2 separate regions of the Homo sapiens genome follow, and region 1 is linked to region 2. Evidence: read pairs that join two places in POLR2A ChIA-PET (ENCODE). Cell type or tissue: PC-3. All regions are shown on one strand. Links, peaks and the distances in the headings refer to the core of each region. The heading gives the core; the rest is flanking DNA. Region 1 holds the start of LOC105375012. Region 2 has its middle 12 kb from the start of LINC02569.

Region 1 (16,252 bases), core at 5,222-13,221, 63 kb before region 2:
ACATATCTTTATGGGGTCCACCATTCAACCCACTACATCTGGCTAAGCTAATATTTCCAGAATGGCAATCCATCAGTGCACCCTAGGTTACAATCCTCATTCTCATTCCCAAATAAACTCAACATATTTGGACATTTCTAATGTCATGTTTTTTAGGTTGAATAATCTAGTGTCAGAAATGATCCTGAAGAAAGATTATCTTTGGAAGAGACTTATACTGAGTTTGTTGCTTGATTTTTCCTCTGCTTCTGAATATCTTTTGAGAGCAAAATTTACTTTCTAAAATGGTAAGGATGAGTCAACTCCTTAAAAGCTGTTTGGGCTGTTGTCACCATTCTATGTGAGCCTTCAGTCTCCCCAAAGAGAAATTTTTTGTTGTCAGGATAAAGTGGTACATGAATAAACAAGATTTCCATTAGGCAGCGTGCCAGTCTCAAGAAAATTCTGGAGAAAATGGTGACAGGATAGACAATTAGATCACAGGCTGCCTGCACATCAAGTAAAAACAAAAATCCTATGCTAGGCACACACTATTAAAAAACAAATCGCTCCAACCCCTACCATTTCCTCACAGAGATTATAGAATTTTTCTTTTGCTGTTGAGAAATTAATAAGAGGCAGAACAGGATGCCAAAACTCCAAAGCATCCAATATAGGCCCTCTTCTGGGACTCCTGTCAGCTATATGTTCAAAAATTATTGTCAGTGGCTCATGCCTGTAATCCCAGCACCTTGGGAGGCCGAGGTGGAAAGATTGCTTAAGCTCATGAGTTTGAAACCATCCTGGGCAACATAGCAAGAGTTCATCTCTATTTTAAAAAATTAAGGCCGGTCGTGGTGCCTCACGCCTGTAATCCCAGCATTTTGGGAGGCCCAGGCAAGCGGATCGCCTGAATTTGGGAGTTGGAGGCCAACCTGACCAACATGGAGAAACCCCGTGTCTAATAAAAATACAAATTCAGCCAGATGTGGTTGCGCATACCTGTAATCCCAGCTACTCGGGAGGCTGCGGCAGGAGTACAGCTTGAACTCGGGAGGCAGAGGTTGCAGTGAGCCGAGATCATGCCATTGCACTCCAGCGTGGGAGAAAAGAGGGAAACTTCATGTCAAAAAAAAATAAAAATAAATAAGAAAAGAAAAAAATTAAGGTCGTCTCTTGTGTACTTTTTAAAATCAATGGATAGAGTATAGCAAAGTTAATTTGGATCTTCAATGGCCATCCTTGGGGTCTTTTGAGTTCCCCAAACTTGTCTTTCTTAAAACTAAAGTAGGCTGGGCGCGGTGGCTCACGCCGGTAATCCCAGCACTTTGGGAAGTCGAGGCGGGCAGATCACGAGGTCAGGAGATTAAGACCATCCTGGCTTGCACGGTGAAACCTCGTCTCTACTAAAAACACAAAAAAATTAGCTGGGCATGGTGGCAGGTGCCTGTAGTCCCAGCTACTCTGGGAGGCTGAGGCAGAAGAATGGTGTGAATCCGGGAGGCGGAGCTTGCAGTGAGCCCAGATCCAGCCACTGCACTACAGCCTGCCGACAGAGTGAGAATCCATCTTAAAAAAAAAAAAAAAGAAAAGAAAAGAAAAGAAAAAAGAAAGAAATTTCTGCATTACCTATGGATGTTAAATCTACTTGAGTAGACTTTAATTCCAAGTTTGTGAATAGCTTTTCTTCAAAACATGCTGAACTTGGTAAAAGAGCCAGCAATTTAGGGAAACTATGTGCACTTCTGATCTTGTCCATTTGATAAATCACCTGCCTGTCCCCTTGAGGACCCTACTAAGAAAACTGCTTAAAAACTTTTTTTAAAATTTTTTCTTTTTGAGATGAAGTCTCACTCTGTCACCAGGCTGGAGTGCAGTGGTGCAGTCTCGACTCACTGAAACCTCCACCTCCTGGGTTCAAGCAATTATCCTGCCTCAGCCTCCCGAGTAGCTGGGATTACAGGTGCCCACCACCATGCCCAGCTAATTTTTTGTATTTTTAGTAGAGACGAGGTTTCACCATGTTGGCCAGGCTGGTCTTGAATTCCTGACCTCAGGAATCCCTGACTCTCCAAATGTCCCCACTTGTTATGTCATTCCCACTGACAAAACAAAAATAATGCTATCTTGTGTTAGGCTGTTCTTGCATTGCTATAAAGAATACATGAGACTGGGTAATTTATAAAGAAAAATGAGTTTAATTGGCTCACAGTTCTGCAGGCTTTATGGGAAGCACGGTGCTGGGCATCTGATCAGCTTCTGATGAGGTCGCAGGAAGCTTACCATCATGGCAGAAGGCAATAGGGGAGCAGGCACGTCACATAGCGAAAGCAGGAACGAGAGAGAGAGTGGGAGGGGAAGGACGCCACACACTTTTAAACAACCAGCTCTCACTATTTCAAAGACAGCACCAAGGGGACGGTGCTAAACCATTCCTGAGAAATGTGCCCCCATGATCCAATCACCTCCCACCAAGACCCACCTCCAACACTGGGGATTACAATTCAACATGAAATTGGGGTGGGGACAAATATACAAACTACATCACACCCTTTCACTGCTGAATCTAATACCTGTCTCTGTATAGGCAAAACTGTTGATATTGGCAAACTTTATAATATACCTCCTATAAAAATCCAGCTTGATCCATCAAAACCCCTGCCTAATATCAAACAATATCCACTTAAACCAGATGGTGTTATAAGTCATTAAACCTATTACAGAAGGACATAAAAAGCAAGGCCTCATTATTCCATGTACTCATCCTTCTAACACCCTAATTATACCTATTAAAAACCAAACAACTGGGATTAAAGGTTTGCTCAGGAATTCTGAGCAATAAACTATATAGTGATTCCAAGACATCAGTGGTTCCAAATCCCTATATCTCATTAAACTCACAACCTATTGATAGGAGGTTTTTCACTGTCATTGATCTATGAAGTGCATTCTTCAGTAATCCAGTGGATCAGGCCAGCCAGTATCTTTTTGCCTTTACCTTGGAAGGCCAACAATTCACCTGGACAGTAATGCCTCTTGCTTTTACTGAAAACCCTTCCTGTGTTTTTCAAATATTAAAGGAACACTTGGAGGAGATAGTTTCTCCTTAAGGTTCCACCTTACTACAATATATAGATGGCCGCCTTCTTTGCTCTGCTTCACAGATAGCCTATGAAAAAAATGGTGTACAACTGTTAAAGCAACTGACTGCTAAAGACCATGAAGTCTCTGACGAAAAATTGCAGCTAGTGAAAACTCAGAAGAAATATTTGGGACACTTAACTTCAGAAAATGGATTACATTTAGACCCAGATTGGCACTTTGTAATTTCTTCAGTCAAGAACCAAGTGCCACAGAAAAACACAGAATATTATAATGCTGTATTTGTGGTGTGTAAACTACTCGTGTCTTAAGTAGAAAGCATAAAAGGTGAACCAATAAAAAATAATAACTACAAGACTTTTCAACACATAGACGGTACAAGGCCAGCTGCAGTGGCTCATGCCTGTAATCCCAGGACATTGAGAGGCTGAAGTGAACAGATCATTTGAACTCAGGAGTTTCAGACTAGCCTGGGCAACATGGCAAAACCCAGTCTCTTTTAAAAAATGGAAAAAATTAGCTGGTTATGGTGGCACGTGTCTGTGGTACCACCTACTTAGGAGGCTGAGGTGAAAGGATTGCTTGTGCTTCGGAGGCAGAGGTTGCAGTGAGCTGAGATTGTGACACTGCACTCCAGGCTGGGTGACAGAGTGAGATCCTCATCTAAAAAAAGACATAGATGGTATAAGAAGATATAAATAGAAACAACAAAAAGTTAAAAAGAAAGAGGATGGAGTTAAAGTGTGAATTCTTATTACATATCTTTCGGTTTTTGTTTATACAAGCAGTGTTAAGTTTTTATCAGATTAAAATAATGGTTATAAGATATCTGCAAGCAGCCTGGTGATCTCAAATCATAAAAAATGCAACAGATATACAAAAAATAAACAACAGGAAATTAAATCATATCACCAGAGAATCACCTTCACTAAAAGGAAGACATAAAGGAAGGAAAGAAGGAAGAGAAAACAAGCAAAACAACGAGAAAACAAATAAGAAAATGTCCTTCTTTATCAATAATAACACTGAATGTAAATGGTCTAAACTCTCCAATCAAAAGAAATGGAGTGGTGGAATGAATAAAAAAAAAAAAAAAAAAGGACCCAATGATCTGTTGCCTACAAGAAACACACTCACCTATAAACACACACATAGACTGAAAATAAAGGGATGGAAAAAGATTGGTCATGCCAATGGAAATCAAAAAAGTGCAGGAGTAGCTATACCTATATCAGACAAAATAGATTTTAAGATAAAAACTATAAGAAGAGACAAAGAGGGTCACTATATAATGATAAAGGGGTCAATTCAGTAAGATGCTATAACAACTATAAATATACATACCCCAACACTGGAGCACCCAGCTGTATAAAGCAATTATTATTAGAGCTAAAGAGAAAGATAGATCTCAGTACAATCATAGCCAGAGACTTCAGCAGCCCCCGTTTCAGCATAGGACAGATCGTTTAGACAGAAAAGCACCAAAGAAACATTGGACTTGATCTGCACTATACATTAAATGGATCTAATAGATATTTACAGCATATTTCATCCAAGAGCTGCAGAATACACATATTTCTTCTCAGGACATGGATCATTCTCAAAGACAGGCCAAATATTTGGTCACAAAACAAGTCTTAGAACATTCAAAAAATTGAAATAATATCAAACATCTTCTCTGACAACAATGGAATAGAACTGGAAATTAATAACAAGAGGAATTTTGGAAACTATACAAACACATAGAAATTAAACAATATGCTCCTGAATGCCTGGTGGGTCAATGAAGACATTAGGAAAGAAATTTAAAAATTTTTTAGGGAGAGGGGTGGAGCAAGATGGCTAGATAGAAGACTTCACTAACCGTCCCCCTGCAACAAAGATACCAATCTAACAACTATCTACATTTAAAAAAAGACAAAATCACCTTCACTAGAAACAAAAGTTATGTGAGCATTCACAAAACCTGGTTTTTAACTTCATATAACTGAAAGAAACACTGAGAAGGGTAGGATGTTGTCCCGAATTGCCAATGCCGCCCCAGCCCCATCCTCCAGCAGCAGCCCTGCAGTGTGGAGAATCATGCACTTGGGAGAGGGAGAACACAGCGATTGTGACACATTGCGTTGAACTCAGTGGTGCCCTGATATAGAGTTATATTGGAAGAATGGAGCAATGAGTTTGGTGGTTGGGGTGGGGAAACAGGGAGGAAAGGAATGAAACAAACACTCGAGGGTAGAAGATGGTACCAGTCTGAGAATCAGGTGCCAGTTCTTTTCTACTGTGTGTCTAGTCACATTGGTGTAGACGTCCAGGCAGGAGGAGAAGCAAGTTGTAGGATCAGCTACATCTGGGCTTCCAAAGGTAATCTCAGGTGCCACCTCTCCTCCATACTTACTAGGAATCCCAGGCCCTTCCCTGAAGTGACACCATCCTGCATCCTTTGTACCCTGCTTTCCACTTCTTCTCACAGCCTTTCCCTCCCTCCCTCCTTCATTCTCCTGGCCAGGACCCACACTCACCCCACCTAACCTCTCTCTTTTGATCAGTCCCATAGTTTAGAAAAGAACAGAAATGCCAGCTGTGGTCAGGTGTTTTAAAAATTTATTCAGTGCTCTCTGGGCATGCATTTCAGGACAATAACATTGTTTCTGGTCTCAATGCACTTTCACCACATCTGATTTTCAACTATGTGAGTTAGGACACCTATATGGTCAATCAATCAACCAGGGAAAGAAACTAAGGTCCAGAGCCCTAAGGATGCTTGCCCAAATCACCCTGATTTTGGCAGAACAGGATCTTCCAAGGGCCTTAAGAGTCAGAGAAGACCGCAGCCCCTTGTGTTGTATTCTGCTGCATGCCGGGGAAACTGGATGGAAACGATTCAGATTCTTCCTGCATGAAAAGGACAACCTGTGTCCTTGGGAATCCTCCAGTGGCCCCAGTTGTTCCTGCTGGGTGTGACATCGATGCCCGAATCCAACCCTGTAAAATAGGGTGAAATTCAGATATTGCAAGTCATGAAAAATTTTCTCCTGATAGCAAAGTTGAAGGATAACAAAACTGAAGGAGGGAACATACCAAACAGAGGAGGAAGGAATATACAAAAAATAACAACAACAACAACATCAACCAACAACAAGAACAAAAAAAATACCAAGATATGGGATGTATGAAATCAGGCATCAACCCATGAAAAGGTGAAAGGGCAACAGGACCAGAAAGGAAGAGGGTCACCTGGGTGGGTGGACAGCAGAGGGGAAGCCATCTCCAAGAAGATGACCTTGACAACAGCCAACATAAGTTTAAAGGTATTGAGAAGACATTTACTCAACTAAGGAACAGTTGGTGAATTCATTTAAGGTTCATGGAAAGTAAGAAAATGAAAATACTAGGCAATGATCAAATCTTGAAAACTTCAGCATATGTGGAAAGAAAAACTAAGAGAGTTTACCATGTGGCTCAGGTCTGAGTAGCAGTCACGTAAGTCAGTAATTTTAACTCTGGCTCTCAATGCACTCAAAATCTCCACCTGCCTACACGAGGAGGATGAAAATGTGTGTGCTGGGGAAGGTACTATGGACAGAAGGGATATTGAAAAGTCAATACATAATATCTAAAATGGAAACATTTGAAGTGGCATAAATGTATATTATCAAGAGACATAAAGATAAAGAACAAAATATGAAGTAAAAGGCTTCCATGTGGTTGCTTGCCAGGAAGCTGGTGGCTAGGAAGGATTGAGAGAGAGTAGAGGGGAGACCATGTTTTGTAACAGGGGAAATGAAAGGGAAGCAGGTAGCACCTGGAGCCTGCCTCATGCAGAGAACAGGGTTCCACGCAGTGGTCCAGGATCTCAGGGATTTACTGTGGCTGAGGCCACCTGTCCCCAGGACAAGCCCTTGGCACTGAGTCTACTGAAATGTGAGGAGGGAGAAGAGGAGGCCTTCAGATATTTGACCTGAGCAGCCTGGCTTACTCTAGACTCTGTCTTGGCTCCTGGCCAGAGATTAATGTAGCAAATTGTCTCTAAATTCATCCAAGGGAGTGGAGTTCCTTCCCCTACTCCTTATCCCCTTCCACACCATCCTTTCTGGAAGTGTTATTGTGAACATGTTCTCGGATTTGTTTTTATCAGTGGAGAAACAGAAGACAGAAGAGCACTCACCCAGCAGAGCCAGAGGGAGGCAGTTCCAAAGACTCCAGTGGCCACCAGAGCCCACCAGGACCCAGGGCTGGAGGTGCACAGTGAGATCCTCAGCGCAGAGGGAGAAATCTCCTAAGAGTAGGAAGGAATAACAGAATTAGGAAGCGTTTCCTTACTTCACAGTGAGTGCAAACATGATGGGAAGGCATAGAGAAAAAGTAAGAAATTATAGGGAAACGTGCTTATTTAGGGGGAGGCGATACTGCGGGAGGGGTACACCAGACCCAGCACTGCCGTGGGGTAGGAGAAACAGGTATAACGCTTGACTAGAGAATGGATACTTGAGGATCAGTATAGTTACTAGATGAAGAGGACTACATACATTTTAAGGACATTGATGTACATTATAGTGTATCATTGGAAGTTAAGGGAAAAGAAAAGAAACTTCATAAATAAAAACAGGCTGCATGTGGTAAAATCAATAATCAGCCCTGGGACTTGTGTTTTCAAAACGCTTTATCCAGGTGTGACACCTCTGACATCCTGGATTCCCCACCCTCTAGCACCCAGTTCCCTCTCCTGTAATGAGACCAGGGTCAGGAGGAGAGATGGACAGATGGGCCCATGCTGAAGGCAGTCAGTCACCTGTGCCTGCAGATGAGAAACCGCCGCCTAACCTTTCTGAACCTCATGCGGAAAAAATGTTTGCACCACTAGCCTCCAGCACAGAGATTCCATCCCAGCTCAGTATTTAGTATTTAGAGATTTAGTATTTAGTATTTAGAGATTCCTAAATACCGAGGACTCTGCCCAGTCTGGTTTGACCATGCTCCTCCTTCCTCACACTGTGGGGCCCCAGCTTTCCCTCCCAATTCCACACCCCCAGATGCTGGTACCATGCTCAGGTTCATCGTGGACACCACTCCATCCGACATGGCAACACTTTTGATCCAGCCGCTTTGACAACCTCGTTCAGTCTCCTCTGGAGACAGCCACCCAGACCTTTGCTGATGAGCTGGGACTGAGGGGAAAAGGCCTGCGATCTCTGATGGGGTTGGCAATGGACACCAAAGTCGTCTTCTAAAGACCAAGTACGCTCTAACCACGGAAATCGTCTCTAACCACTGACTCCTCCAGAAAAGGAAGAAAGAAGCCTCTCTACACTAAGCTGAAACACTAAATACACTAAGTGTTGATTAAGTAGACTAGGTACACTAAGTGGTAAACTTGGTAAACTTAGAGCACTAAGTACACTAAGTACAATAAATGGTAAACTTGGTAAACTTAGAGCACTAAGTGCACTAAGTTCACTAAGTAATAATATTAGTACTAAGTGGTACACTAAGCTGAAACCGCAAACCGCAGCCATGGCAGAGGAACCTCAGCTTAAATAGTGTGGAGCGGCCACTGGTTTCCGCGGCTCGTAGTCGCGCCCGCGAGGAAACGCCAGGGAGGCTTCCTGCCCCGCCCAGCGGTGGCCCAGGGCACAGGGAACCACGGCTGCTTCTCTCCGAGGTTTGTGGCCTGAGAAACTCTCCGCTGCGAATCTGGGCTGGCCTCTCCGGGAAGCCTTGAAACTCAACTCCCGGGTGGGCCAGGAAGGCTGCCCGACTTGGGCAGCGCCGGCCGGAGCCTTCTTCAAAGCCGAGCTGTTCGCCGCCCTCGAGGCCCAGGCGAGCCTGGAGGAGGGACCGGGTGCGCTCAGATGGGGCCCTTGGTGACTGGCGACCCCATGAGCACCCACCCTCCAGCCTGGGGCGGGATGGCCCAATCGGGCGCTGTGGGGGTCCGTTTGGAAACCGCTCTCTGCTTTGAGGATACGCGGGGAGCTTCCCTGGAAGCTGTGAAGAGGGGCAGACACGAGGCCTCTGGCCAGCCGCGCCTCGGGTCCAGGCCTCCCTGTGTCCACATCTGGTCTCCCGGCTTTTCACAACAGTGACCTTGACAGCGCCCAGAGTCCGCTGCTTCCGTCCAGTCCGCTCTTCCCCTACGTGGCCAAGAGGACGCAGCACTGGCGGCTTCAGGAGGTGGCTGTGAGCGCGGGGCTGGGGCCAAGAGCAGAGGACCAGAGAGGAGTCTCCAAGCCACCACCGGCCCCGTCACCGGCTACCGGCTAGGTCAGGCCCCAGATTCGGGTTTGCCCAGCGGGCGCTCGGCGTCCACGCTCCCTCTCCACCTTCTTGCCTCTCTAAGGAGGACCTGGCCCACTAGGAAGCCCGGGGCGTTCTGTGAACTGGGTGGTCAAACACGGTGTGTGGGGAAGGGGCCAATTGAGATTAGACGTGAAAAACCGCGAACCTGGGGACCGCAGGGTTGGGGCCCAGGAGGGGCCCGAAGCTTCCATCTAAGACAGGTGACTAAGTGAGGGGCACAGGTGCAACAGAAAGAAAGACTGATTTGCAATTGACTTGTAGGTGTAATCGGTTTTAGTCCCTATTTGACCACCAGAGGTCTGCAGCTCTATCCTTGGTGAGTTCTGAAGGCCCCTGGGGAGAGCTGAGCCCAAGAGACTTTTTAATTCCACAGAAGAACTTCGCCTGAGGCAGGTCTCCTCTGTGCCCAGGGAAGGAAGGCTGGACGTGATGGTTTCTGAAAAAAGTTACACAGAGAAAAGGTCAAGTCCATTTTTGCTATCCTGTACTGAACACAGATCAATTAACTGGTCCCAGGATTGATAGCAACAGGCCTATAACTGGTCTCCTGGTTCCTATCCAGCCCTTCCCCCATAAAGGCAGAATCCTGTCCTCTTGGAACAGTGAATCCCCAGCAGAGGACCTCAGCTCCCAAGCTCCATTCAGCCTGGGCTCCCTGGAACCTGCTACCCTGCCCAGGAGCTGTCAACACCTGGAGTGCAGTGCAGGAAGAATGCAGGGGCGCTTGATGGGGAGGTGAGTGAGTGCAGATGGGGTTCCTGGAACTCCTTGGGCCCTTGGGGTAGCTCCCACTCAGGCTGTCCTGCAGGTCCTCACAAGGCCCACTACTGAGCAGGAAGAATGTCCCCAGGAGAGGCAAGAGGTGGGGCAAGGGCGAGTATGGGGTCCCTTGCATTTGCGGCAAAATGGAGAGGGAGATGAGAGGCAAGGAGTACTGGCCCTCACATGGAAACCTATAGCACACTGCCCAAAGGGAATGGGAAGGGAAACACAGCCACGCACGTCCACAGAAGACTTGGCAGATGGGAGAGGGTAGCTTTGAGGACTGAAATCCCTACTTCACAGGACTCTGGATACTTGGACACTTGCTTCCTCCTGTGCTTCTGTACGAATCTCAGGACTGTGGGACACTCTCTGCACTCTTATTCTTGTAATTCTCTTCTCTCCGGATGGCCTCCTTTCCCTTGGAGTGCAGCAGTGGCCATCAGATTCTTGGGCTGAAGGTCACTGGGTGACTGTGGGATTCTGGGGCCAGTTACTTCCCTTTCTTAGCCACCCCATGCTTTACAGAACTGAACTCCACAGTCATACTCATCTCTCCCAGTGAAGCTCAAAGGAATTATTAATAAAAAACACAAAAACATAAATGGAATGATGTTTATGGAACCAATTGATTAACGTGGAAAAGTATGGGCTTCCCAGTTTTCTGCCCTTCGTGAGAACTTAATCCTGAAACACTGATCTCATGTCAACCTTCTGCCTTAACTGGGAATTCCTGTGGCCAGTCTGTTCTAAGGGTATCCCGTGAGCCCCTAGGGATGGAGAACAGAAGGCCACTTTTCCTAAACACACACGTGGTTCTGTCCTGGCCAGATCAGTGGACTTCCAGTGTCCTTCCTGAGTCACACCGAGGTGAATTGCATAGACCAGAAACCCACATTTTAAAAAGAATAAAATAAAATAAGTGGCCTGTAGTGTGGGGGCTGGGGTTGGTGCGGGCTTCCGGCTTGGCCGCGGGTGTCTGCATCGTTCAGCCCCGGGGCTTTTGTGTCGGGTCTGGCCTGGCTTTCTGTCCGCAAGTTTTTGCCCTGCTCCGCGGCGCTCCTCCGGGGCGGGAGCCGCGAGGCCCGGGCGAGCTCGGGCGGGACCGGAGGCTGCGAAGGCTGCCGGGAGCGGGACTCGCAGCTCCTGGATATGCCAGCGTTCCTGGAAGACTCCTGGGTCCTGACGAAAGACAAGTTGATGAGTGAGTTGGTCGCCATTAAAGTGAGGCTCCCGGCCCGGAGCAGCGCAGAGACCAGGACGCGCAGCCTCGCCTGCAGCACTCGGCCCTACCTCTACCCCGCCGCTACCTCTACCCCGCCGCGGCGCCGACAGCGAGGGCCCCGCCTCCCCCAGCTGGCTCCAGAGCCAAGCCACCCACAGCAGGAAAGCCACGAAGAAAACAGTTCAACTCAGACCAAAAGATAAAGCTGATCTCGAGGTAACCGCGCTCACTAATGAAGATCTCGTGGACCCGCTTGCGAGGTATAAAGAGAAACCTAGTCCTACTGGAGAACAACCAGGAAGCGATGTGAGAAAAAAACCTTGAAACCGAAGGAACGAGGACGATCTGTCGCCCAGGCTGGCGTGCAGTGGCGCGATCTCGGCTCTCGGCTCACTGCGGCCTCCGCCTCCCGGGTTCAAGAGATTCTCGTGCCTCAGACTCCTGAGTGGCTAGAACCACAGGCATGCGCCACCTCGCCTGGCTACATTTTTTTTTTTTTTTTTTTTTTTTTTTTTTTTTTTTTTTTTTGTATTTTTGGTAGGGACGGGCTTTCCCCGTGTTGTCCAGGCTGGTCTCCAACTCCTGAGCTCAAGGGATCTGCCCATCTCGGCGGATTAACAATTTAATCTTCAGCAGAAAATGGAAGGCAGAATTGAAATAAAGGTTCTAATAGATACTGTGACAATGAAGAAGACTAGAGTAAAGATCAAGCTTGAGAAGACAGAACCACTAAAGGGCAGAGCAAAGACTCCAGTAACACTGAAGAAAAGAAGACTTGAGATAGTCAGAGCTATTCTCACGCTGGAATAACTGAGGCTGAACGCACAAGTGGAGCTTCAGAAGGCGGAGCTCTGCAGGCCTGGAGTAGGGAGTCTACCAGAGACCGGAGGAGAAGGCCAAGGAAGAGGGTGGAAACCAGAACATTTTCCAATAGACAGTGCAGTAATTTCAGAGAGTGCTCCCACAGCTGAAACTCTAATGGCTTCAGGACACAAAACCTTCGTTGTCAGTAGGATGACTGGAAATTTCAAGCATGCAGCTCCTATTCTGCAACTCAGTAAATTTTCAAACATACCCCAAACTCCAAAGAGACCACTGGGGTTGGGGGGGAACAGAATAAAGAAGAGTAGAAAGGGATATTCTTAAGGAAATGTTGCCCTATGAAGCATCTACACCAACAGGAATTGCTGCAGACCAGTCAAAGGGGCTACAGGCAGGCCATTAGAACTCACTGAGTTCAGGATGGCAGAATCTTTTTCATCTAAATATGTTCCTAAGTGTGTTCCCTTGGCAGATGTCAAGTCAGAAAAGACAAAAAAAGAATGAGCCATTTCTGTATGGACAAAAATTTTGCTGTTTGTTGTTGTAGTAGGTTTTGTTTGTTTGTTTTTTGGTCTATCAAGCTATAGAAACCAAACAAGGAAATCTTTTCTCTAACGTTCTTCCTGATGACTCTAGAAACCCAACTGAATGGAATCCATCTGGCACATTCAAGTTGGCCTCCTATTTTTAATAACTGTATTGAAAAACACTTGTGTACCCTTGTTGACTTAAATAGCTAAAAAAAAAAAAACAGGTGATTTCACCTCAATAAATGTAGTATTCCATGAAAAGCAAACAAAATATATATAAATGAACTTCATTAGAGTGTTTTTGAACTCTGGACTAGCAGGAGATCACTTCATGCCATATGAAAATCTTTTATAGCTCTGAAACTTTTTTGTAGGCTTTTTAAAATTTTTTCTTCTCATTGTCCAAACCCATGCAGGGTTTCTTTAAAATGTGGACACCTGGTTTCCTTTTTGAAAAATGAGATATATATATATATATATATATATACATATATATATACACACACACACACACATATATATACATATATACACATATATATACATATATACACACATATATATACATATATACACACATATACATATATACACATATATACATATATACACATATATACATATATACATATATACACATATACATATATACACATATATACATATATACATATATATACATATATACATATATACGTATATATACGTATATATACATATATATACATATATATACGTATATATATGAAACAAGAAGGGAAAAACATGGTAATATAGTATGAAGTTACACATTTAAATACTTTGAATTCTTACAGAAAAGAGTGGAAGAATTATCTTCTACTGAATAAAAACTTTACAGACATGGAAGACAATGAAATTTGGTAAGAGAAAAAGTAACATGGTTGTACTTTTTGTAACTGCAACGAAATTTGATGGTGTTTATGAGGAAAACTACAGCAATAATCTCTTCTGTAACTTTTATTAATAGTAATGTTAGACTCAGAAATGGTGGCCTCCATGTTCTTCCGCCCGCTGTTGGTGGCCGCCACCCTTCGGACCACACTGCGGGCTGCTGCTCAGGTTCTGGGAAGTTCTGGATTGTTTAATAACCATGGACTCCAAGTACAGCAGCAACAGCAAAGGAATCTCTCACTACATGAATACATGAGTATGGAATTATTGCAAGAAACTGGTGTCTCTGTTCCCAAAGGATATGTGGCAAAGTGACCAGATGAAGCTTATGCAATTGCCAAAAAATTAGGTTCAAAAGATGTTGTGATGAAGGCACAGGTTTTAGCTGGTGGTAGAGGAAAAGGAACATTTGAAAGTGGCCTCAAAGGAGGAGTGAAGATGGTTTTCTCTCCAGAAGAAGCAAAAGCTGTTCCTTCACAAATGATTAGGAAACAGTTGTTTACCAAGCAAATGGGAGAAAAGGGCAGAATATGCAATCAGGTATTGGTCTGTGAGTGAAAATATCCCAAGAGAGAGTGCTACTTTGCAATAACAATGGAAAGGTCATTTCAAGGTCTTGTATTAATAGGAAGTTTACATAGTGGGGCCAACATTGAAGATGTTGCTGCTGAGACTCCTGAAGCAATAATTAAAGTACCTATTGATATTGTAGAAGGTATCAAAGAGGAATAAGCTCTCCAGCTTGCACAGAAGATGGGATTTCCATCTAATATTGTGGCTTCAGCAGCAGAAAACATGATCAAGCTTTACAGCCTTTTTCTGAAATACGATGCAACCATGATAGAAATAAATTCAATGGTGGAAGATTCAGATGGAGCTGCATTGTGTAAGGATGCAAAGATCAATTTTGACTCTAATTCAGCCTATCGCCAAAAGAAAATGTTTGATCTACAGGACTGGACCCAGGAAGATGAAAGGAACAAAGATGCTGCTAAGGCAGATCTCAACTACACTGGCCTCGATGGAAGTATAGGCTGCCTAGTAAATGGTGCTGGTTTGGCTATGGCCACAATGGATATAATAAAACTTCATGGAGAGACTCCAGCTAATTTCCTTGTTGGTGGTGGTGCTACAGTCCATCAAGTAACAGAAGCATTTAAGCCTATCACTTCAGATAAAAAGGTACTGGCTATTCTGGTCAACATTTGTGGAGGAATCATGCACTGTGATATTACAGCAAAGGGTATAGTCATGGCAGTAAAAAGTTTGGAAATTAAAATACCTGTTGTGGTACAGTTACAAGGTACACAAGTTGATGATGTTAAGGCACTAAAAGCAGACAGTGGACTTAAAATACTTGCTTGTGATGATTTGGTGGAAGCTGCTAGAGTGCTTGTAAAGCTCTCTGAAATAGTGAAGCAAAGCAAGCGCATGTGGATGTGAAATTTCAATTGCCAATATGATCTGAAAACCCAGTGATGGCTGAAGGTGTTAAATGTGCTACAATCATTAAGGATACTGTGTTCTGTGTTATTGTTCTTTTAAGTGTGTGGAGATTGTAGTTGCCATCTAGGCACACAAACATTTAAAAGCATTTGGTTTGCATTTAATTCTACCATTCAGAATGGACTGTTTGTAAGAAGCATGTATAATGCAAATATCTTCTTTATTTCGTCACAGCCAGTCTTTTTTGCTTCTACAAAATGCAACTTGCAATATGACAGTTTATTATTGTTGGATACAAAGTTCTTCATTGATAAGAGACCTACAAATAAAATAAATATGAAGATAAAGCTTTATTCTTCAGTGTTAACATACAGTATATCTAATAACTAGCCTCATTAGTAGACCAGTATATTAAAACACTGTTTTATGTAAAAAGTGTTTATCTTCAGCACCAAATACATAATAAATGTAACAATCACTATTTATAAACAGAGCTTTCAAACACTCCTCAGAAAATCAAAATACTTCTAAGTATTTTGATGAAGTAACTTTGTAATTATGTGAACATTGTTTTAATCATTAGGAAACGCTGATAACTGCAAGAATTCATGATTCCATGGTATTAAGAAGCACCTGTAGGTTTGTTTCAAATAGAGGCATATTAACCAAGGGAAAAAAATAGTAATGTTATTATTGTAGCCCTATCATATTCACTTTTTAAACGACTGGCTTTTAAAAGTATCATGAAAGTCCTACTTCAGTAAAACCCATTTAAGTACAGTTGATGTTTAGCAGGGATCTTTTAGTGCAGCATAAACATGCTTTAGAGAACTGTTGGCTGGCTGTACATGTTTTTAAAAGCTGTTAGCTAGCTATGAGGCTACAGCTGAAAATTACACTTTTTATGAGAAATTGTAAACACTGGTCTTATGTTTCATCTGGATTCCTTATTGCATCATCTTCTGTTAACAAAAACAAATTTTCCCAGTTTTTTTGCCTTGTATTTCCCAGCACAATTTCATTTAAAAGTACAAAAAGTGTTTGCTCTCAAATTGCATCATAAGCAAGTGTTAATACTCTGGGCTTTTTTATGTTTGTTTGTTTGTTTGTTTTTTGAGATGGAGTCTCGCTCTATTGCCCAGGCTGGAGTGCAGTGGTGCTATCTCGGCTCACT
Region 2 (16,252 bases), core at 3,198-11,197:
TAGGTTTAACATTGGCTTTGGGGTGAGAAAGAAACCAAGACTCACCCAGAGTCATAAGCCCAACAAGAGAATGGGTCTGTCTGGGCTAGCCCTGGGCTACTGGATGAGCAGGGTTGGCCTTTTCATTCTCTGAGTCTTCGTTTCTCTGGCCTTTACATTTCTCTGGAGGGACTTTTCATTTTCTCTGGAAACCAACTCCAAGTGCACTTTTCCAGAAGGCATTTTTGTAATGCCTGGTTGGCTGCATGCGACCTCTGGTTTTCCTCCTTCACCCTTTCCTGCTCAGTCACTGCATTTTCTGTTCTCAAAAGAACCCTCTCATATAGCACGTGCAGAGAGCAGTAGCGAGTCAGGCTGTCCCGCGGTGTGTGTCCGGACTCCTGTGTGCTCTGGCAGTGGGGCCAGTGGGCTGGGAAGAGTTGCAGGAGAAACCCAGTGGGAGAGAAAGACTCCAACCTGGGAACCTCGGGGCATCTGGTAGCGCCAGAATGACTTTCCAAAATTTTGGTTGGGGCAGTCACAGGCCCCTGCTCGCCACGGTGGCCTCTGGCAAAGAAACACATGTGGGGCAGACAAGAGGGATGCTCGCCAATCTCCTCTGAATTTTGCAACCCTGTGTGTTAAAAACAGGTATTTCTGGTCTTTAAAGACACTTGGAAAAGACAGACTTGTTGAATACTTAGAAAGGCCAAGCCACAGCCAGAAGCTTGGTGTCTGGGATCCATCATCTCTAAGGTTTTAAAAGCATCTTGCTGGAATAGGAACAGCTCCGGTCTGCAGCTCTCAGCAAGACCAACACAGAAGATGGGTGATTTCTGCATTTCCAGCTGAGGTACCTGGTTCATCTCATTGGGACTAGTTGGACAGTGGGTGCAGCCCATGGAGGGCGAGCCAAAGCAGGGCAGGGCATCGCCTCACCTGGGAAGTGCAAGGGGTCAGGGGATTTCCCTTTCCTAGCCAAGGGAAGCCGTGACAGACTGTACCTGGAGGAACAGTACACTCCTGCCCAAATACTGGGCTTTTCCCATGGTCTTCACAACTGACAGACCAGGAGATTCCCTCCCGTGCCTGGCTCGGTGGGGCTCATGCCCATGGATCCTTGCTTACTGCCAGTGCAGCAGTCTTAAGATTGGCCTGGCATGCTGCAGCTTGTTGGGGGGGTGGGAGGGCGTCCGCCATTCCTGAGGCTTGAGTAGGCAGTTTTATGCTCACAGTGTAAACAGGCCGGGAAGCTTGAACTGGGTGGAGCCCACTGCAGCTCAGCAAGGCCTACTGCCTCTCTAGATTCCACCTCTGTGGGCAGGGCATGTCAGAACAAAAGGCAGCAGACAGCTTTGGCAGACCTAAACGCCCCTGTCTGACAGTTCTGAAGAGAGCAGTGGTTCTCCCAGCATGGCATTTGAGCTCCGAAAATGGACAGACTGCCTCCTCAAGTCGGTCCTTGACCCCCGTGTACCCTGACTGGGAGACACCTCCCAGTAGGGGCCAACAGACACCTCACACAGGCAGGTGCCCCTCTGGAACAAAGCTTCCAGAGGAAGGATCAGGCAGCAATATTTGCTGTTCTGCAGCCTCCGCTAGTGATATCCAGGCAAACAGGGTCTGGAGTGGACCTCCAGCAAATTCCAACAGACCTGCAGCTGAGGGTCCTGACTGTTAGAAGGAAAACTAACAAACAGAAAGGAATAGCATCAACACCAACAAAAAGGACATCCACACCAAAACCCCATCTGTAGGTCACCAACATCAAAGACCAAAGGTAGAAAAAACCACAAAGATGGGAAGAAACCAGAGCAGAAAAGCTGAAAATTCCAAAAACCAGATTGCCTCTTCTCCTCCAAAGGATCACAGCTCCTCACCAGCAAGGGAACAAAACTGGATGGAGAATGAGTTTGACAAGTTGACAGAAGTAGGCTTCAGAAGGTTGGTAACAAACTTCTGCGAGCTAAAGGAGGATGTTCAAACCCATCGCAAGGAAGCTGAAAACCTTGAAAAAAGGTTAGACAAATGGCTAACTAGAATAAACGGTATAGAGAAGACCTTAAATGACCTGATGGAGCTGAAACCCATGGCACGAGAACTACATGACTCATGCACAAGCTTCAGTAGCTGATTCAATCAAGTGGAAGAAAGGGTATCAGTGATTGAAGATCAACTCAATGAAATAGAGCAAGAAGACAAGATTAGAGAAAAAAGAATGAAAAGAAATGAACAAAGCCTCCAAGAAATATGGGACTATGTGAAAAGACCAAATCTACATTTGACTGGTGTACCTGAAAGTGACGGGGAGAATGGAACCAAGTTACAAAATACTCTTCAGGATGTTATCCAGGAGGACTTCCCTAACCTAGCAAGGCAGGAAAACATTCAAATTTAGGAAATACAAAGAACACCACAAAGATACTTCTTAAGAAGAGCAACTCCAAGACACACAATTGTCAGATTCACCAAGGATGAAATGAAGGAAAAAATGTTAAGGGCAGCCAGAGAGAAAGGTCGGGTCACCCACAAAGGGGAGCCCATCAGACTAACAGCGGATCTCTCAGCAGAAACCTTACAAGCCAGAAGAGAGTGGGGGCCAATATTCAACATTTTTAAGAAAAGAATTTTCAAACCAGAATTTCATATCCAGCCAAACTAAGCTTCATAAGTGAAGGAGAAATAAAATCCTTTACAGACAAGCAAATGTTGAGAGATTTTGTCACCACCAGGCCTGCTTTACAAGAGCTCCTGAAGGAAGCACTAACCATGGAAAGGAACAACTGGTATCAGCCACTGCCACTGCAAAAACATGCCAAAGTGTAAAGACCATTGACACTATGAAGAAACTGCATCAATTAATGGGCAAAATAACCAGCTAACATCATAGTGACAGGATCAAATTCACCCATAACAATATTAATCTTAAATGTAAATAGGCTAAATGCCCCAACTGAAAAACAGACTGACAAATTGGATAAAAAGTCAAGACCCATCGTTGTACTGTATTCAGGAGACCCATTTCATGTGCAAAGATACAAATAGGCTCAAAATAAAGGGATGGAGGAAGATCTACCGAGCAAATGGAAAGCAAAAAAAAAATCAGGGGTTGCAATCCTCGTTTCTGACTAAAAAAAAAAAAAAAGATTTCAAACCAACAAAGATCAAAAGAGAGAAAGAAGGGCATTACATAATGGTAAAGGGATCAATTCAATAAGAAGAACTAACTATCCTAAATACATATGCACCCCAAACAGGAGCACCCAGATTCATAAAGCAAGTCCTTGGAGACCTACAAAGAGATTTAGACTCCCACACAGTAATAATGGGAGACTTTAATACCCCACTGTCAATATTAGACAGATCAATGAGACAGAAGGTTAACAAGCATATCCAGGACTTGAACTCAGCTCTGGACCAAGGGGACCGAATAGACATCTACAGAACTCTCCACCCCAAATCAACAGAATATACATTCTTCTCAGCACCACATCACGCTTATTCTAAAATTGACCACATAATTGGAAGTAAAACACTCCTCAGCAAATATAAAAGAACAGAAATCACAACAAACTGTCTGTCAGACCACAGTGCAATCAAATTAGAACTCAGGATTAAGATTCACTCAAAACTGCACAACTACATGGAAATTGAACTACCTGCTCCTGAATGACTACTGGGTAAATAATGAAATGAAGGCAGAAATAAAGATGTTGTTTGAAACCAATGAGAACAAAGACACAACATACCAGAATCTCTGGGACACATTTAAAGCAGTGTGTAGAGGGAAATTTAGAGCACTAAATGCCCACAAGAGAAAGCAGGAAAGATCTAAAATCAACACCCTAACATCACAATTAAAAGAACTAGAGAAGCAAGAGCAAACACATTCAAAAGCTAGCAGAAGGCAAGAAATTACTAAGATCAGAGCAGAACTGATGGAGATAGAGACACAAAAAACCCTTCCAAAAAATCAGTGAATCTAGGAGCTGGTTTTTTGAAAAGATCAACAAAATTGATAGACTGCTAGCAAGACTAATAAAGAAGAAAAGAGAGAAGAATCAAATAGACACAATAAAAAATGATAAAGGGGACATCACCACCAATCCCTCAGAAATACAAACTACCATCAGGAATACTATAAACACCTCTACACGAATAAACTAGAAAATCTAGAAGAAATGAATAAATTCCTGGACACATACACCCTCCCAAGACTAAACCAGGAAGAAGTTGAATCCCTGAATAGACCAATAACAGGCTCTGAAATTGAGGCAATAATTAATAGCCTACCAACCAAAAAAAGTCCAGGACCAGACGGATTCACAGCCAAATTCTACTGGAGGTACAAAGAGGAGTTGGTACCATTCCTTCGGAAACTATTCCAATCAATAGAAAAAGAGAGAATCCTCCCTAACTCATTTCATGAGAACAGCATCATCCTGATACCAAAGCCTGGCAGAGACACAACAAAAAAAGAAAATTTAAGCCAATATCCCTGATGAACATCAATGCAAAAATCCTCAATAAAATACTGGCAAACGAAATCCAGCAGCACATCAAAAAGCTTATCCACCATGATCAAGCCGGCTTCATCCCTGGGATTCAAGGCTGGTTCAACATATGCAAATCAATAAATGTAATCCATCACATAAACAGAACCAACGACAAAAACCACATGATTATCTCAATAGATGTAGAAAAGGCCTTCGACAAAAATTCAACAACCCTTCATGCTAAAAACTCTCAATAAACTATGTATTGATGACATATTTCAAAATAATAAGAGCTATTTATGACAAACCCACAGTCAATATCATACTGAATGGGCAAAAACTGGAAGCATTCCCTTTGAAAATTGGCACAAGACAAGGATGCCCTCTCTCACCACTCCTAGTCAACATAGTGGTGGAAGTTCTGGCCAGGGCAATCAAGCAAGAGAAAGAAATAAAGGGTATTCAATTAGGAAAAGAGGAAGTCAAATTGTCTCTGTTTGCAGATGACATGACTGTATATTTAGAAAACACCATCATCTCAGCCCAAAATCTCCTTAAGCTGATAAGCAACTTCAGCAAAGTCTCAGGACACAAAATCATTGCACAAAAATCACAAGTATTCCTATATACCAATAACAGACAAACAGAGAGCCAAATCATGAATGGACTCCCATTCACAATTACTACAAAGAAAATAAAATACCTAGGAATCCAACTTACAAGGGATGTGAAGGACCTCTTCAAGGAGAACTACAAACCACTGCTCAACAAAATAAAAGAGGACAAACAAACGGAAGAACATTCTATGCTCATGGATAGGAAGAATCAATATCGTGAAAATGGCCATACTGCCCAAGGTAATTTATAGATTCAATGCCATCCCCATCAAGCTACCAATGACTTTCTTCACAGAATTGGAAAAAACTACTTTAAAGTTCATATGGAACAAAAAAAGAGCCCACATTGCCAAGACAATCCTAAGCAAAAAGAACAAAGCTGGAGGCAGCACGCTACCTGACTTCAAACTATAGTACAAGACTACAGTAACCAAAACAGCATGGTAGTGGTACCAAAACAGATATATAGACAAATGGAACAGAACAGAGGCCGCAGAAATAACACCACACATCTACAACCATCTGATCTTTGACAAACCTGACAAAAACAAGCATGGGGAAAGGATTTCCTGTTTAATAAATGGTGCTGGGAAAACTGGCTAGCCATATGTAGAAAGCTGAAACAGGATCCCTTCCTTACACTTTATACAAAAATTAACTCAAGATGTATTAAAGACTTAAACATAAGACCTAAAACCATAAAAACCCTAGAAGAAAACCTAGGCAATACTATTCAGGACATAGGCATGGATAAATGCTTCATGACTAAAACACCAAAAGCAATGGCAACAAAAGCCAAAATAGACAAATGGGATCTAATTAAACTAAAGAGCTTCTGCACAGCAAAAGAAACTATCATCACAGTGAACAGGCAACCTACAGAATGGGGAAAAATTTTGCAATCTACCCATCTGGCAAAGGGCTAATATCCAGAAGCTACAAAGAACTTAAACAAATTTACAACAAAAAAATCAAACAACCCCATCAACAAGTGGGCGAAGGATATGAACAGACACTTCTCAAAAGAAGACATTTATGCAGCCAAAAGACATATGAAAAAATGCTCATCATCACTGGTCACCAGAGAAATGCAAATCAAAACCACAATGAGATGCCATCTCACGCCAGTTAGAATGGTGATCATTAAAAAGTCAGGAAACAACAGATGCTGGAGAGGATGTGGAGAAATAAGAACACTTTTACACTGTTGGTGGGAGTGTAAATCAGTTCAACCATTGTGGAAGACAATGCAGCGATTCCTCAAGGATCTAGAACTAGAAATACCATTTGACCCAGCCATCCCATTACTGGGTATATACCCAAAGGATTATAAATCATGATAAGGACACATGCACATGTATGTTTATTGCGGCACTAGTCACAGTAGCAAAGACTTGGAACCAACCCAGATGTCCATCAATGATAGACTGGATTAAGAAAATGTGGCACATATACACCGTGGAATACTATGCAGCCATAAAAAAGGATGAGTTCATGTCCTTTGCAGGGACATGGATGAAGCTGGAAACCATCATTCTCAGCAAACTATCACAAGGACAGAAAACCAAACACTACATGTTCTCACTCATAAGTGGGAGTTGAACAATGAGAATACACAGACACAGGGCAGGGAACATCACACACCGAGGCCTGTGGGGGGGTTGGGGGTTAGGGAAGGGATAGCATTAGGAGAACTACCTAATGTAAATCACCAGTTGATGGGTGCAGCAAACCACCATGGCACAGGTATACCTATGTAACAAACATGCATGTTGTGCACATGTACCCCAGATCTTAAAGTATAATAAAATAAAAAATAAAAAAAATCTTCCCTACTTTTTAAACTGTATGTTGCTTTGTAGCAATACATTATGCACATTATAAAGTGTTTTAATTAGAAATTTTAGAAGATATGATAAAGAAAAATAATTTAAATAACAATTTTTATTCAAAATACAAATAATAGGGCTGGGCGCGGTGGCTGACGCCTGTAATCCTAGCACTTTGGCAGGCCGAGGCGGGCAGATCACGAGGTCAGGAGTTCAAGACCAGCCTGGCCAACATGGTGAAACCCTGTCTCTACTAAAAATACAAAAAATTAGCTGGGCGTAGTGGCGGGTGCCTGTAATCCCAGCTACTCGGGAGACTAAGGCACAAGAATCGCTTGAACCCGGGAGGCGGAGGTTGCAGTGAGCCGAGATCGCACCACTGCACTCCAGCCTAGGCGACAGAGTGAGACTGTGTCTCAAAAAAGAAAAAAAAAGAAAAGAAAAGAAAAAGAAAAAAGAATATTTTGCCCTTATAACATTATTAATTATATACTTTCAAGTGAGAGCAATATGACTAATTATGCTTAATTATTTTTGAAAATGATGCTTTAACAATTTGTAATGCAGACATTTGATGGTCTGGTTCTATGTTGAGTTCATGTTGATACTTGGTCTTAAGGACAGTTAGAGCTGATAAAAATAACTTGTGCATAGACCAGGCGCGGTGGCTCACGCCTGTAATACCAGCACTTTGGGAGTCTGAGGCGGGCGGATCACGAGATCAGGAGATGGAGACCATCCTGGCTAACACGGTGAAGCCCCGTCTCTATTAAAAATACAAAAAAAATTAGCCAGGTGCGGTGGCAGGCACCTGTAGTCCCAGCTACTTGGAAGGCTGAGGCAGGAGAATGGTGTGAACCTTGCAGTGAGCCGAGATCACGCCACTGCACTACAGCCTGGGCAACAGAGCGAAACCCCGTCTCAAAAAAAAAAAAAAAGAAAGAAAAAAAAAAGAAATAACTTCTGCACACATCATAACATTCATACATAATGAATCATTGATATACTCATTAAAATGTGACTCATCCAGGAAAATCCCATCCCTAAATTATTTAAAGTTTTTGTTTTCCCTCAGCTACTATTTCTGTTCTACCTTATGCAAACTAATGAGAAACCATTGTCCCAAGACTGGTGGCCTCCTGGCATGGTTGTGCAACAGCTGTTGTCAAACTCCAGAGTCTAAAGTGCACCACGAAAGCCAGATGGCAGGCCAGATCCAGCCTCCCTGCTAAATGAAATGTTCACTGGCCAGGGAGAAACAACCACGTGGAAAATTAAATAAACCCATGACATTTGTAGCCAGCAGCTCGGGTGTTTTGTAGGGTTTTCCCTGAGAAGTGGGGACTAATCGCATGAATCACTTTTTTTTTCTTTTTAGAGTCTTATCTATTTGTGAATAAATGTTTCCAATTAAAGCATTGCTACTAAGCCTCAGTTTTCTCACCTCTACCATGGAGTTAAAATGTCTACTTCACACTGTCCATAAAAGAATTAAGATGGCCGGGCGCGGTGGCTCACGCCTGTAATCCCAGCACTTTGGGAGGCCGAGGCGGACGGATCACGAGGTCAGGAGATCGAGACCATCCTGGCTAACACAGTGAAACCCCGTCTCTACTAAAAATATGAAAAACTAGCCTGGCGTGGTGGTGGACGCCTGTAGTCCCAGCTACTCAGGAGGCTAAGGCAGGAGAATGGCGTGAACCCAGGAGGCGGAGCTTGCAGTGAGCCTAGATTGTGCCACTGCACTCCAGCCTGGGCGACAGAGCAAGACTCCGTCTCAAAAAAAAAAAAAAAAAAAAAAAAAAAAAAAAAAAAAGCCAGGCATGGTTGGTGGCTCACACCTGTAATCTCAGAACTTTGGGAAACAGGCAGGATCACTTCAGCCCAGAAGTGTGGGACCAGTCTGGGCAACATAGTGAGATCCTGTCTCTTAAAAAAAAAAAGAAAAGAATCAAAATAAAACAAGAAAACAAAAACACAGAACAAGTGCATCATCATAGTGGTGACAATTTTTAGGAAACTTTTTTTGTTTTTTTCTGTGTGAACCTAACTCATCTAATAAGGGAGTGTGTGAACATTTCCATGTTGGTCCATTTTTTATGTGCCTAAATGGACAAAGTCACCCAGGACCTGGCTGCTGGACTCATCCTTAGGAAGAATAAAGAAAAAGGAAGTTTATCTCTAGCATCTTTCTCTTGCCCTTGTTTTCTTCCTGGCCACAGTCATGCCCTGGATTTCAGTGTCTCTAAACATCTAGCAGCCTCTCACCCAGCATAACCCCTGTTGAGGTCCAGGGCACGATGGTGGGAGTGGGTGCAGAAGAGACAGAGAGACCACTGGTTTGAGTGTCTAGGGTTTGGGTCCTCAGGAAGAACTTGGCCCGGCGCGGTGGCTCACGCCCGTAATCCAAACACTTCGGAGACCGAGGCGGTTGGATCACCTGAGGTCAGGAGTTTGAGACCAGCCTGGCCAACATGGTGAAACAACGTCTCTACTAAAAATACAAAAAATTAGCCAGGCGTGGTGGCAGGCACCTGTAATCCCAGCTACTCAGGAGCTTGAGGCAGGAGAATCACCTGAACTCGGGCCGCGGAGGTTGCAGTGAGCCGAGATTGCGCCAGTGCACTCCACCCTGGGCAACAAGAGTGAAACTCCGTCTCAAAAAAAGAAAAAAAAAGAAGAAGAACTTCTTGACTTGACTCAGCAGGACTTTTTCCATGGGTCTAAAGCTAGGTGTGAAGAGAGTGAGCTCGTGGTGAGAGGAACTTGTTCATCAAAAGGAGTCCATGCCCAGTGGCAGAAGTGGAGAGGTGGGTATGGGACACACAGGGAAGCTGCTCTCTTCTGTTGTCTGTGGCTTCTGTTGGAGGATGTGCTGTGGGAATGCAAGGAGGAGATGGAAGGAAGGTGTCAATATAGCTTTAACAAAGGAAAAAAAAATGAAAACACCGAAACCACCCTTGCAAAAATTGTAACAGTGAGAAAATTATGACATTGAAAGATATCCAATCTAACCCAACTCCTTCTTGCCTTTAACCTCCAAATTGCACTTAGTCATTCCTGAGCAAAGGCCAAGCTAACTTTGGGAGAAATTTCGTTTACAGTTTAAATGATAATAGCCCTTCCCAAAACTAACCTGTCTTTGTAAAAATGATGAAAGGCCACCAGGTTAGGGAGGATGAGAGGGGCCTGAATGCAGGCTTAGATAAACAATTACCCGCCATTGTTTCAGAGGTCACAAGATTTGTAACTTCCCCAATTAGTCCTGTAAAATGATATCACTGTGGCCTTTTGAGATGTCTTTGCAGTTATTTTTTGTTTTGTTTGCTTTGAGACAAGGTCTTGCTCTGTCACCAAGGCTGGAGTGCAGTGATCATAGCTCACTGCAGTCTCTATCTCCTGGGCTCAAGTGAACCTTCCACCTCAGCCTTCCAAGTAGCTGGGACTGCAGGTGCATGCCACCATGCCTGGCCAGTTTTGTTGTTTTTTGGTTCTGGGGTGTTTTTTGCTTGTTTGTTTGTTTTGTTTTTGTATTTTTAGTAGACATGATGTCTGGCTCTGTTGTTCAGGCTGGTCTCAAACTCCTGGACTCAAGCGATCCTCCTGCCTCAGCCTCCCAAACTGCTGGGGTTACAGGCACGAGCCACCTTGCCCAGCTCAGGCTTTTCCATTTTGGAAAACCAGATGACTCCACCCAGATCCAAGACCGGTCCTATGGCCCCACTCAGAAGTGGACTCAGTGCACGAGGACCATTTTCCACATCCCTATGATTGCATCCCAATCAATCAGCAGCACCCATTCCCTAGCCACCTGCCCAGCAAACTATCTTTTTTTTTCTTTTTTTCTTGAGACTCTGTCGCCCAGGCTGTAGTGCAGTGGTGCAATCATGGCTCACAGCAGCTTCAACCTCCCTGGCCCAGCCTCCCAAGTCACTGGGACTACAGGTGTACACCACCACACCTGGCTAATTTTTAAATTTTTTGTAGAGATGGTGTCTTGCTGTGTTGTCCAGGCTGATCTCAAACTCAAGGACTCAAGCAATCCTCCTACCTCAGACTCGAAAAGTGCTGGGATTACAGGTGTAAGCTGCCATGCCCAACCCAAACTATCTTGAAAAAGCCTTCAAATTTGAGAGGAGGCTGATATAAGTAATAATAAGACTTCAGTCTCCTGTTTAACTGGCTCTATGTATATAAAACTCTTTCTCTATTGCAATTCCCCTGTCTTCATAAATTGGCTCTATCTGAGCAGCAGGCAAAATGAACCAATTGGGTGGTTACAACAGTATCAGCATATACAGTAGAATTGTAATATCCATCATATACCAACTGCAAATTAATTTTAAAAGATATATTGTTAAAACCATATAAGTGATATAAGTAATTTACAGAAGAATAAATTCAATTGAACAATAAATATGAAATTATTTTCAACCCCTCCAGTCATATAGTAAAAGTAAATTAAAACTTTTTTTTTTTTTAGACAGAGTCTCACTCTGTCGCCCAGGGTGGAGTGCAGTGGCGCGATCTCAGCCCACCGAAACCTCTGCCTCCTGGGTTCAAGCGATTCTCCTGCCTCAGCCTCCTGAGTAGCTGGGATTACAGGCGCCCGCCACCATGCCCGGCTAATTTTTGTATTTTTAGTAGAGACGAGGTTCCACCATGTTGGCCAGGCTGGTCTCGAACTCCTGATCTCAAGTGATCCATCAACCTTGGCCTCCCAAAATGCTGGGATTACAGGCATGAGCCACTGCACCCAGCTTAAAACAATGTTTTAACCTCTTGTTGATAAGAGTGTAAACTTATCACCTTTGGGGGAAGTAATTTAGTACCTATTAATATTAAACATTTTCATAACCTTTGATTTAGCATTTCCACTTAAATTAGTGCCTTAGTTAGTTTGGGCTGCTATAACAACACCACAGCCTGGATGGCTTATAGACAACAGAGGTTTATTTTTCACAGTTCATGGGGCTGGGAAGTTCAGGTATCAAGGCACTGGCAGTTAAGGTGCTTGGTGAAGGTCCTTTTTCTGTTCCCAGTTCACAGATGTCCCACCTTCATTTTCTTTCTTTTCCTTCTTTTTCTTTCTTTCTTTTTCTCTTTCTCTTTCTTTCTTTCTCTCTGTCTTTCTTCCTTCTTTCTTCTTTCTTTCTTTTTTTTTTTTTTTTTTAACAGATGAGGGTTTTCTCTGTCACCCAGGTGGCTGGAGTGCAATGGTGTAAGCTTGGCTCACTGCAGCCTCAACCTCCTGGGCTCAACTGATCTTCCCACCTCAGCCGCCCGAGTAGCTGGGACTACAGGTGCATGCCACCAGGCCCAGCTAAATTTTTGTAATTTTGTAGAGACGAGGTCTCATTATGTTGCCCAGGCTGGTCTTGAACTCCTGGGCTGAAGCAGTCCTCCCACCTCGGCCTCCCAGATGCTGGGATTACAGACGTGAGCCACCACACCCGGCCCATCCCACCGCCTTGCTGTGGCAGGGAGAGCAATAGCCTCTCTTCATCTCTTTATAAGGGCACCAATCCCATTATGCCCCCATGACTTTATCCAAACCTCATTATAGCCCAGGCCCCACCTCCAAAGACTATCACATTGGGAATTAGAGAGCTTCAACATACAGTTTGAGGGGACTACAAACATTCCATTCATGGCAACTAGGAATTTATAGAAACACTCCCTCTAGTGTGCAAAAAAGTAAGTACAAGAATTTTTGGGGTTTTTTTGTTTTTTGTTTTGTTTTGTTTTGTTTTGTTTTCTGAGACAGGGTCTCGCTGTCACCCAGGCATGGTACAGTAGCATAATCACAGCTCATTGAAGCCTCAACTTCCCAGGCTCAAGCAATCCTCCCCGCTCAGCTTCCCGAATAGCTAGGACTATAGGCATACACCACCACACCCAGCTAATTTTTTTTTTTTTTTTGAGATGGAGTCTCGCTCTGTCACCCAGGCTGGAGTGCAATGGCACGATCTCAGCTCATGGCAACCTCCGCCTCCTGGATTCAAGCAGTTCTCCTGCCTCAGCCTCCTGAGTAGCTGGGACTACAGGCGCATGCCACCACACCCAGCTAATTTTCATACTTTTAGAAGAGACAGGGTTTCACCATGTTGGCCAGGCTGGTCTCGAACTCCTGACCTCGTGATCCACCTGCCTCAGCCTCCCAAAGTGCTGGGATTACAGGTGTGAGCCACCGCGCCCAGCCTAATTTTTGTATTTTTTGTAGAGATAGGGTTTCACCATGTTGCCCAGGCTGGTTTCCAATATCTGGGTTCAAGCAATCTGCCCGCCTTAGCCTCCCAAAGTGCTGGGATTAGAGATGTGAGCCACGGCACCCACCCAAGAATGTTTTTTTGAGGCATTATGTCTACTAGTGAATAATGGGGGGGGGGGCCGTGGGGGGAGTACCAGAATAGTTAAAGTAGGCTGTGTATATACAATGAAATATCACAGTATCATTTTGTAAAGATCTATATGTATTGACATGGGAAAATGAGCACATCATAAATAAATAATAAAAGTTGCAGAACAATATAAACTGGAAGAAACATTTTTTTCAATCTTCCCCTCCATCCATCTTTGCTGATATATAAACAGGAAAAAGTTGGGGGAGAGAATACAGGAACACGGAACAAACAGTAAACAATGGTTATCTCATAGACGTGATTGGCGGCATTTTTGGTTTTGGTTTTCTTTTTGAGACGGAGTTTCGCTCTCTCACCCAGGCTGGAGTGAAGTGGCACGTTTTTGGCTCCCTGCAACCTCCGCCCCCCAGGTTCAAGCGATTCTCCTGCCTCAGCCTCCTGAGTAGCTGGGATTATAGGCACCTGCCACCATGCCCGGCTAATTTTTGTGTGTGTGTGTTTTTTTCAGTAGAGACGGAGTTTCACTATGTTGGCCAGGCTGGTCTTGAACTCCTGACCTCAGGTGATCTGCCCGCCTCGGCCTCCCAAAGTGCTACGATTACGGGCATGAGCCACTGCACCCTGCCATAGAGGGCATTTTTGCTTTCTGAGTTAGTCAGGGTTCTCCAGAGAAATAGAATATACATACATACGTACATACATACATACTTGCAGAGAGAGAAAGAGAGAGTGTGACTTATTTTAAGGAATTAGTTCACAAAATTGTGGAGGCTTGGTGAGTCCAAAGTCTGATAGGAGAGCCCAGCAGGCTGGAGACACAGGAAAGAGTTGCAGTTCAAGTCCAAAGGTGGTGTGCTGGAAACTTCTGACCAGAACAAAAGAGAGAGGACAGCCTTTTGTTCTAACCAGGTCTTCAACTGATTGGATGAAGCCCACCCTCATTACATTTAAAGTTCACCAATTTAAATGTAAATCTCATCCAAAAACACCTTCACAGAAACATCCAGAATAATGTTTGACTAAATATCTGGACACCATGGCCCAGACAAGTTGACACATAAAATTAAACATCGTAATGAGATCTGCTGCTATCTATGAATTTATGTTTCTAGTGTATTTGTAAGGTACATGGATCATTCCTTTATTTCTCTCTCTATATATATAGATATATATATACTTTTTATAATCATAAATATGTGTATGCATGCATATGTATGTATAAGAAAATATATATACATATAGACATAAAATTATGCATTTGTGCTAGGTACTTGTGATGGTTAATTTTATTTGTCAACTTGGCTAAGCCATGGTATTCAGATATTTGGTCAAACATTGTGGATGGTTTTGTGAGGGTATTTTGGATGTTTCAAATTGGTGCATTTTGAATAAAGCAGACTGCCCTCCACAATGTGAGTGGGCCTCATCCAATCATTCAAAGGCCTAAGACAAAAAGACTGAGGTCCCTGAGGAAGAGGGAATTCTGCCTCCACACCGCCTTTGGACCTGAGCTGTAACATCAACTCTTTGCTGCTGGCCTGCCTGCTCTGCAGATTTTGGATTTGCCAACCCCTATGATAGCATGAAACAGTTCTTTCATCTGATTGGTTCTAACTCTCTGGAACACCCTAACTAATACAGTGCTGTTATAGGTACTGAGAATAGAGTGATCAACAGGGAAGAAAACGTGCTGTCTTGGGGCCTTGCTGGCGGGTGGATGGTAGACACTCAATTGTGTGAGGCTCATTGGCCATAGAGGAACTCATGCAGGAGAAACTCACCTTGCCTAGGTTGAAAGGAGGGGAATCAGGCACATATTCCCCTCTGAGGAATATGTCAGCAGAGACTGGATGTGGCAAGACTACAGGTGGCGGGTAGGTGGGACAGAGTATTCCAGACCAGGGAACAAAAAGGGATAAAAGTCTTGGGGTGGAAAGGACATGTTTGAGAAACAGAAATAAGACCAGGTGCTGGGACCAGGAGTCCTACACTCATCACACTCAGTTACTCATGGGGTGACTTCAGAAGCCCTAAAAGATTTTGTTTCCCAATTTTTTTTTTTTTTTGACAAGATCTTGCTCTGTTGCCCAGGCTAGAGTGCAGTGGCACGATCATAGCTCACAGCAGCCTCAATCTCTCGGGCTCAAGTGATCCACCCACCTCAGCCTCCTGAGTAGCTGGGACTACAGATGAATGCATCATGCCCAGCCGATTTCTTTTGTTTGTTTGAGATGGAGTCTCGCTCTGTCACCCCGAGTGGAGTGCAGTGGCATAATCTTGGCTCACTGCAACCTCCACTTCCCAAGTTCAAGCTATTCTCCTGCCTCAGCCTCCCTAGTAGCTGGGATTACAGATGCCCACCACCACACCCAGCTAATTTTTGTATTTTGAGTAGGGACGGGGTTTTGCCATGTTGGCCAGGCTGGTCTCGAACTACTGACCTCAAGTGATAACGCCCGCCTCAGCCTCCCAAAATGCTGGGATTACAGGCATGAGCCACTGTGCCTGGCCCAATGCAATTTTAAGATGATTTTATGTATATTGTAGGAGAGAAAAATAGGTAAATATATTAAGAGTATTAAGAGCCAAGGCTTTCGATTGCCCTGATAAAAGATATACAAATACAAAGTCCAAGAAGAGGGAAAAACCTATAATGTACAATTTGAATTGGAAATACCAATATGAATTCATGATTTTTTTTAAACCCTAAATGTGACTTAAAGCGATGACACCTCTGTAGCAACGAGCTCTCCCAGCACTAAAGACCATTCCTCACTAAAACGAATCAATGTTCCTTAGAAAGATGGCTGATTTTGGCCAGGTGCAGTGGCTCACGCCTGTAATCCCAGCACTTTGGGAGGCCGAGGCGGGCAGATCACAAGGTCAGGAGATCGAGACCATCCTGGCGAACACAGTGAGACCCTGTCTCTACTAAAAATACAAAAAAGTAGACAGGCATGGTGGTGGGC

Evidence for each region. Peaks named below come from ENCODE experiments on the same cell type or tissue, not always from the same donor. Only the 100,000 strongest peaks of a DNase experiment are listed, where the experiment ranks them.
Region 1: POLR2A ChIA-PET joins it to region 2 with 15 read pairs; 9 of 35 experiments call an interaction of 5 or more read pairs at or near these places.

The regions. Positions count from the first base shown.
Region 1 is chr6:30,455,157-30,471,408 of GRCh38, forward strand. It overlaps LOC105375012, which reads right to left and starts at 8,447. Exons shown (of 3, transcript XM_047419620.1): 1 at 8,125-8,447; 2 at 7,250-7,360; 3 at 5,669-6,066. The coding sequence starts at 8,163. The coding sequence ends at 5,893. It also overlaps the pseudogene TMPOP1 and the pseudogene SUCLA2P1. RefSeq lists an enhancer at 10,760-11,503. In PC-3, for the core only: no CTCF peak of the experiment used is centred there; a DNase peak (open chromatin) is centred at 8,625; H3K4me3 peaks cover 1,514 bases; H3K27me3 peaks cover 7,059 bases.
Region 2 is chr6:30,520,066-30,536,317 of GRCh38, forward strand. No RefSeq gene overlaps it. Among named protein-coding and RNA genes, the nearest start is that of LINC02569, 12 kb to the left of the region's middle. In PC-3, for the core only: no CTCF peak of the experiment used is centred there; a DNase peak (open chromatin) is centred at 8,036; H3K27ac peaks cover 2,873 bases.